2 separate regions of the Homo sapiens genome follow, and region 1 is linked to region 2. A link is a contact called in ENCODE Hi-C or POLR2A ChIA-PET data. All regions are on one chromosome and are shown on one strand. The core of a region is the stretch at or near the end of the contact, and the rest is flanking DNA. Distances in the headings are between cores, read along the strand shown. Region 1 overlaps LINC00973 (long intergenic non-protein coding RNA 973). Region 2 holds the start of CPOX (coproporphyrinogen oxidase).

Region 1 (3,558 bases), core at 1,022-3,521, 380 kb before region 2:
TAACATCTGCATGAACTAAGCATTTTGGAGTTGAGGAAACCAATTCCCATTAAGAGATCTGGCCAATGTCACACAGCAAGAAAGGGAAAGACAGGATTGAAACCCAATTTCCTGATTCCTAGGTCAGAGTTGACTGCATGCTTCCTAATAGACCCCTTAACAATGAACCAAACTCAAAATTTGGAAGACTGGAATAAGGAAATCTGCTAATATTGGTTACATTGTTTTATAACTTTATCCCATAGCATGTAAGGTGACAAATTTGTTTTGGCAGCATCCTTAGAATTCATGTGAACAATAGGTGTCAAGAAAGTATCATAATGAAATAGAGACAGAAATCACATATGGGTACTAATTATTTAAAAATCACTTAGAAGGTAAGTAAATCATCAAGATTTTCCTTTCTAGAGAAATGATCTAATAGAGGAAAAACATGTTTGTCTTTCCTCGGATGGTTTCCCACAATTTCAAAAGGATTGTTTTGCTTTTAACATATTTTCTCCCATGACATTCTTTGATCTTCAGATTAACTAAAATGTGTGAAGTCCCTGTTTGCTGAGAGCAAAAGAGAACTACAACTGTTCATAACCCTTCCCCTGCTCTCTTCAAGCTATGATAGGATTCAGAGCAAGGAAATATCTGCCAAGACTTGAAAATGCCATCTCTATGTTCTTGCATATGCTGTTCCAGAAGAGGCAGGCCCTTACTCTTCCTGACCTCTACAACCTTCCTTTACCCATAAATAGAATTACTGGATCCCCATTTGCAGACTCCACCTCTTATACCCCATCTCTAAGACCAATTCTGACATTTGGCAGAAAAGATGTAAATCACGTTGATTCTCTATTCTAGCATTCATCATCCTGTGACTCTCGCTCCTAGACAGGTCTTGAACTTGTATCCCAGTCTCTAACTGTGAGCAATTAAAGGACAGCAACTATATCTTATTTTATTTTATGCCCTAGAATCTAATATATTGGTGGCTTACACATAGACAAAAATGTTTGCTGATTGACTGACTGACTGACTGACTGACTGACTGGTGGAATGGAGCTTCTGCCCTGTTGGTAAAACCCAGTTGACACCTGTTTGGTAACTCAATCCCTGTTCTACTCTCTGTTTAAGTTCTTGCTTTGGTTACCTTCTTAGTAGTCTAGCCCGTCTGGGATGTAGGACCATGTCTTACACCTGGAAATGTACTTCACAGGATATGATTCCTTTCCCTGAGCTCCTACTGATAAATTTTTGACAATGGTAGAATTTACCTTGCTTTTTGAATCTCCACATATCATTTCTCCCCAGCTTCACCACAGCCCTGACATACTGACTTGCTGTAATACTGCTTCACTCTGGGTAGGTTGTGTTTGTTTAGGCTATCACATTGGCGAGTATAATACATACTACTAGATGACTTCTGCTAGTCTATTTTTCTGGTGGTACATGGATCACTTGTTTTTATAAAAAGTAATTCACATCTTACCGCAGACTTACTTCATTAATCTATAAAATCTGTTACTATCCAAATTATATCACGGTTCCATGAAGTAATCTGTCAATTGCCAAAAAAAAGAGAGATGAGATAGGTAAAATAAATAAACTTATTGACCCACAGAGAATAATTAAGTCATTTTGAAACTCCTCATTGTCCTTAACAAAATAGGATGTGTATATTTGTGTGTGTTTGTGTGTCTATGTGTGTGTGTATTTAGTTTTTGTTTAAGTTAAGCAACTCTCTCTGACCTCTGTTTTCTTTCTATTGAAACAATAGGTCTGTAAACACATTACTGCAGATTGAAAGTTTTCATCTTAAGCTCCTGCTTCATCTTATTTCTCAAAGAGTTGAACAACCTAACAAGCTGAAGCAAATCATACTCTGGAGAGCTACATTATTTTAATTCACTAATGATTCCATTTTAAGGCATCTGGAGACCCAAGAGTCTTGTACATGACAATTAAAACCTCACAACCAAGACAACACCCCAACCAAAAAAAAAAAAACCTATGCCAGATCATGGTCTAAAAAAACCCACAAAGACTTAGAAAAGACCCCTCAAATTTGGAAAAATCAGAGGAGTTTGTTGTCTTCACAAAATAATTGATGGCATTGTCATCAGTTTTTCAAAATTATTTCTGAGCCACTAAGCAATGAGTTGTTGAAGAGCATTTTCACTTTGTAAGAGGAAGGATGACTCATGGTTTCAAAGACAACTTGGTGCCAAGTTGAGGCAGGGTGGTGATCCCATTTTATCTACCTCAATGCACTTAAACCTTAAACCGATTGTTTAAAAAATACGCTTAATTTTTCACAAAGATTCACATTAGCAGAGGGATCATGAGGTCATGTTTGTCCATCTAACACCACATCCTGCCTCCAGTAATGGCTAGAGAATTCCTCAGAGGAAAGAGTGATGTTCATTTCATAATATTTCTTGTTAGCAATGAGATGAAACACTTAAGTGAAAGTATTTTCTTTTAATATTTCTTCACTACATGAGAAAATATAAGATACTAAATTTAATATTCAAGGACAAAAAAGATATTAGGTCAATTTTCTTCAGTCCAACTCCAAGATCTAGTTAGGTCATTAAATGTTAGAACTGAGAAATTTTAATAATGACTTTGATTTAAAGTTCAGAGGAAGTAAACTTTTAAGTTCATATGCAATTATGGTAGAATATAATTATATTCAAATCGATCTCCATAGCTGATTTCCATAGAAAGTCACAAGAAGAATCAGGGAGAAGGGATGTAAGACCCCCTGGCCGGGCGCGGTGGCTCACGCCTGTAATCGCAGCACTTTGGGAGGCCGAGGCGGGTGAATCACGAGTCAGGAGATCGAGACCATCCTGGCTAACACTGTGAAACCCCGTCTCTACTAAAAAATAAAAAAAATTAGCCAGGCGTGGTGGCAGGCGCCTGTAGTCCCAGCTAGTCGGGAGGCTGAGGCAGGAGAATGGGGTGAACCCGGGAGGCGGAGCTTGAAGTGAGCCGAGACCGCGCCACTGCACTCCAGCCTGGGTGACAGAGCGAGACTCCGTCTCAAAAAAAAAAAAAAAAAAAAATGCCAACGTATAAAACCCCAAGTCAAACCACACACTTGACTCTCTCAAGTCACCCACTTAGTCCTCTTCCAAGTGTATTTTACTTCCTTTCATTCCTGCTCTAAAGCTTTTAAATAAATATTCACTCCTGCTCTAAGAAAATCATAAGAGGAGAAAAGTGAGTCCTATGAACTGAATATCTGTGTCCCCCACCAAAACTCATGTTGAACCCCTACCCCTCAATGTGATAATATTTGGAGGTGAGGCCTTTGGAAGGTAATTAGGTTTAGATGAGGTCTTGAAGGTGAGGCCCACATGATGAGATTATTTTCCTTATAAGAAGAGAGAGGGACAAGAGCTCACTCTATCTCTGCCATGTGAGGACACAGAAAGAAAGCAACTATCTGCATGCTAGGAAGTGGTCCTCACCAGAAGCCAACTACTTGGGCACCCTGATCTCGGACATCCAGCCTCCAGAACTGTGAGAAATTGTTCTTGTTTAAGCCAATAGTCTATG
Region 2 (3,198 bases), core at 683-3,182:
GAGAGGCTAAGGATGAGAGGGATGGAAACCTGGAATCTAGTATGCAATTTGCTCAGGATCAGCCTTTGTGACCGGGCAAATGTTCAAAACAGTCTGTTCTTACTTAGCTTTAACTAACTTTATGGGCTTTACTAACTTTATGGGTATTTTTAGCAGAATTAGAGCAATAATGAGGGGGTTTCTTACAAATAAACGTACCAGGGAGGTTCCTTTTCATTTGATGAGGTTCATTTATCATCACCAGGCCCAGCCCAACCCCATCACAGGCATCCAGTAGAGGCCATCAACCCTTCCTACAATGACAATTCTTATTTCCCTTCCTCCACTTCTAACTTGGCCTCCTGGCAGGTTGCACTATGACCAAAAGCTAATTGTTTTTCTTCCCTAAAAGTCGCTTAGTCACTTCTCAATCCAAGCCTTTACTTTTCACAGATTCTCAGTGGTGAGGCTTCGGCAAGCACACCCACCTTGCTAACATCATGTCCCAGTGAGAGCTGCCAGGTACAGTTGTGTGTGGACAAGATGCCAATTGATCTGACTCAAAAGCCATTGAAGTTCCATCAGTGCATCCTGCCACAAAGAAAACACTTGTGGGAAAAGCTACCAGTGGCTTAAATTATTATCTACTACTAGAAATTAAAATCATCCCGGAGACTTATGGGACAAATTAGCCCATGACAATAGTTCTCACACTTTTACGTCCAGGAACCATGGAGCTGTGGTATGGTTACAGGGGAGACAAAGACCTGCCTGTCAAATCTATTAGCTTCTTTCCTCATTTCTTTAAAGGGTGGGGGAAGGGAGACAGAGTAGGAGGAAGTGTGGATATTTGCCTTGCCTAGTTTGTAGCAGTTGTTGTAAGTATTAAACGTGAGCAATATTTGGGAGCACCCTACAGTAGTAGAATAACTATTTTTTAAATTCTTATTTGTTAATCACCAAAACACACCAAGTCAGGAATTTTCTACTGGTTAACCAAAACAGTCACGTTGCTTTTCCTTTTTCTAAAATAATCAAGTAGGCACTATAGAAGCAAGGCCTGGGGAAACCTTTTTTTTTTTTTTTTTTTTCTGAGACAGAGTCTCACTCTGTCACCCAGGCTGGAGTGCAGTGGTGCGATCTCGGCTCACTACAACCTCTGCCTCCCGGGTTCAAGCGATTCTCCTGCCTCAGCCTCCCGAGTAGCTGAGCCTACAGGTGCACGCCGCCACGCCCGGCTATTTTTTTGTAGTTTTAGTAGAGACAGGGTTTCACCATGTTGGCTGGTCTCGAACTCCTGACCTCATGTGATCCAACCGCCTCGGCTTTCCAAAATGCTAGCATTACAGGCTTGAGCCACCGCGCCCGGCCCCAGCCTGGGGAAATCTTAAGGACAGAACTGTGATGTGGACTCGATCACAGAAAGTCTTCTCCTCGACTCTCTTCCGAGTCCATTACTAGCTTCTCCCACTCTCTTTAGAAAACCATCCTTCAGCAAAGAGTTTCCCAGCCTGCCCATCCCCTCTAAAAACTCTAGAGGACCAGGACCCAGGGCGAAGGGCGGGTCTATACAGATCCTGAGCCAGGCTCTGTATTCGCAAATCCTGTTTGAAAATGTAAGCGGGACTGGGATCTCTGCCACATTTCCGCCCCAGTCCGCCCTCAGCCTCCCAGCCCTACTCTATCTTCTCTCCTTGGCTGAGTAAACAGCCGACCCGAGGTTGTACGTGACAAGAAAGCCTCTTTTATCTCTCCCGTCCCTTCCACAGCACCGTCCCCGCCCCACTCTCTTCCCTTCGGACCAGCCCTTCTGGGCGCGTCGGATTCTTATCTCCCGCCCCGCGCAGGGACGCCGCAGGCGGCGATAGGATCCGGACTACAGCTCCCAGCGCGCCCCAGTTCCCGCCCCCGCCTCCGGAGCCCGACGCTGCAGCGGCTCTTCTCGAAAGGTTCTTTCCGCCTGTGCAGCTCGCCGGCTCAATACTCCGGGGGTCTGGGTGGGGGGCTCAAACGCAGGGCTCTGGGACGCAGGCACTGCTCCAGGTGATAGTGCGGGAACATGGCCTTGCAGCTGGGCAGGCTGAGCTCGGGCCCCTGCTGGCTCGTGGCGCGGGGCGGCTGCGGAGGGCCCCGCGCCTGGTCCCAGTGCGGCGGCGGAGGGCTCCGAGCCTGGTCCCAGCGCAGCGCAGCCGGACGCGTCTGCCGGCCCCCTGGCCCGGCTGGCACGGAGCAGAGCCGCGGGCTGGGGCACGGCTCGACGTCGAGAGGCGGCCCCTGGGTGGGGACAGGGCTGGCCGCGGCGCTGGCGGGGTTGGTGGGGCTGGCCACCGCCGCCTTCGGGCATGTGCAGCGGGCGGAGATGTTGCCTAAGACCTCGGGGACGCGGGCCACTTCGCTGGGGAGGCCGGAGGAGGAGGAGGATGAGCTGGCCCACCGCTGCAGCAGCTTCATGGCCCCGCCTGTGACCGACCTGGGCGAGCTGCGAAGGAGGCCGGGCGACATGAAGACCAAGATGGAGCTGCTGATTCTGGAGACCCAGGCCCAGGTGTGCCAGGCTCTGGCACAGGTAGACGGGGGCGCCAACTTTTCTGTGGACCGGTGGGAGAGGAAGGAAGGTAAGGAGGCCGGCCCCTGGCGGGAGTTGGAGACAGGGAAAAAGGGTCAGGTTCCAGGTTGCAGACAGAAAATATAATAGTTCACAATATGGGATGGGGTAGGTAGGGGGTACCCACAGAGAGGCCGCTTGGTTAGAGGCCGCTGATAAAAAGATGGACACGAAAGGGTCACTAGCCCTCTGCTTGCAGGTATGGACCCGGATCAGCTGTCACTGTAGTACTGCATTTCAAAATCTTTGCAATTCCGTAGCAGCATTTTTTTGTAGAACTCTTAAGGGGTATTTGCAGCTAACAAGCTTAGATGTCCAAAGTTCGTTACTGAACATAAATTTCAATAGATTATGGAACACATTTTCTCTCCTTCTCTGGGTGAATTTGCCCTTTTTCCTCTTTAGGAGATGGAAAGAACTCATCTCCTGTGCGCTAAGTGTCGGCTAAACTCCTCCAGCCAGGATGTCATTGTGTCAGAATCTTCCCACTTCTTTTTACTGTTACACAAGATATATTTGATTCGTTTCTCAGTAGCACTACCAAATGCACGCATCAGATTTCCTGCTAGGAAAATCTTCTCTTCCAATATCAAAATACTTGAGCATCAAAACCC

What was found. Hi-C counts contacts between places; a loop is a spot of excess contacts on that map. ChIA-PET counts read pairs that join two places held with the same protein, here RNA polymerase II (POLR2A). Pooled maps may share reads with other maps.
Region 1: a map of K562 shows a loop between it and region 2 (5-fold over the local background). The contact joins the enhancer-like site here to the promoter of CPOX in region 2. A Hi-C loop is called at or near these places in 3 of 168 maps with a recorded cell type or tissue (K562, PC-3 and chondrocyte), 3 of 37 single-sample maps with no recorded cell type and 5 of 50 pooled maps. POLR2A ChIA-PET finds 5 or more read pairs at or near these places in 1 of 52 experiments (Panc1).

Annotation. Positions count from the first base shown.
Region 1 is chr3:98,976,429-98,979,986 of GRCh38, reverse strand. All of the region lies in intron 1 of LINC00973 (long intergenic non-protein coding RNA 973), which reads right to left. Among named protein-coding and RNA genes, the nearest start is that of LINC00973, 64 kb to the right of the region's middle. Within about 2 kb of position 2,271, at least 5 of the 41 ENCODE cell types and tissues checked have a DNase peak (open chromatin) inside an H3K27ac peak, as active enhancers do; they include PC-3, where a contact is called at or near this core.
Region 2 is chr3:98,592,345-98,595,542 of GRCh38, reverse strand. CPOX (coproporphyrinogen oxidase) reads left to right here and starts at 1,932. Exons shown (of 7, transcript NM_000097.7): 1 at 1,932-2,594. The coding sequence starts at 2,039. RefSeq lists an enhancer at 1,394-1,443 and a silencer at 1,944-2,393.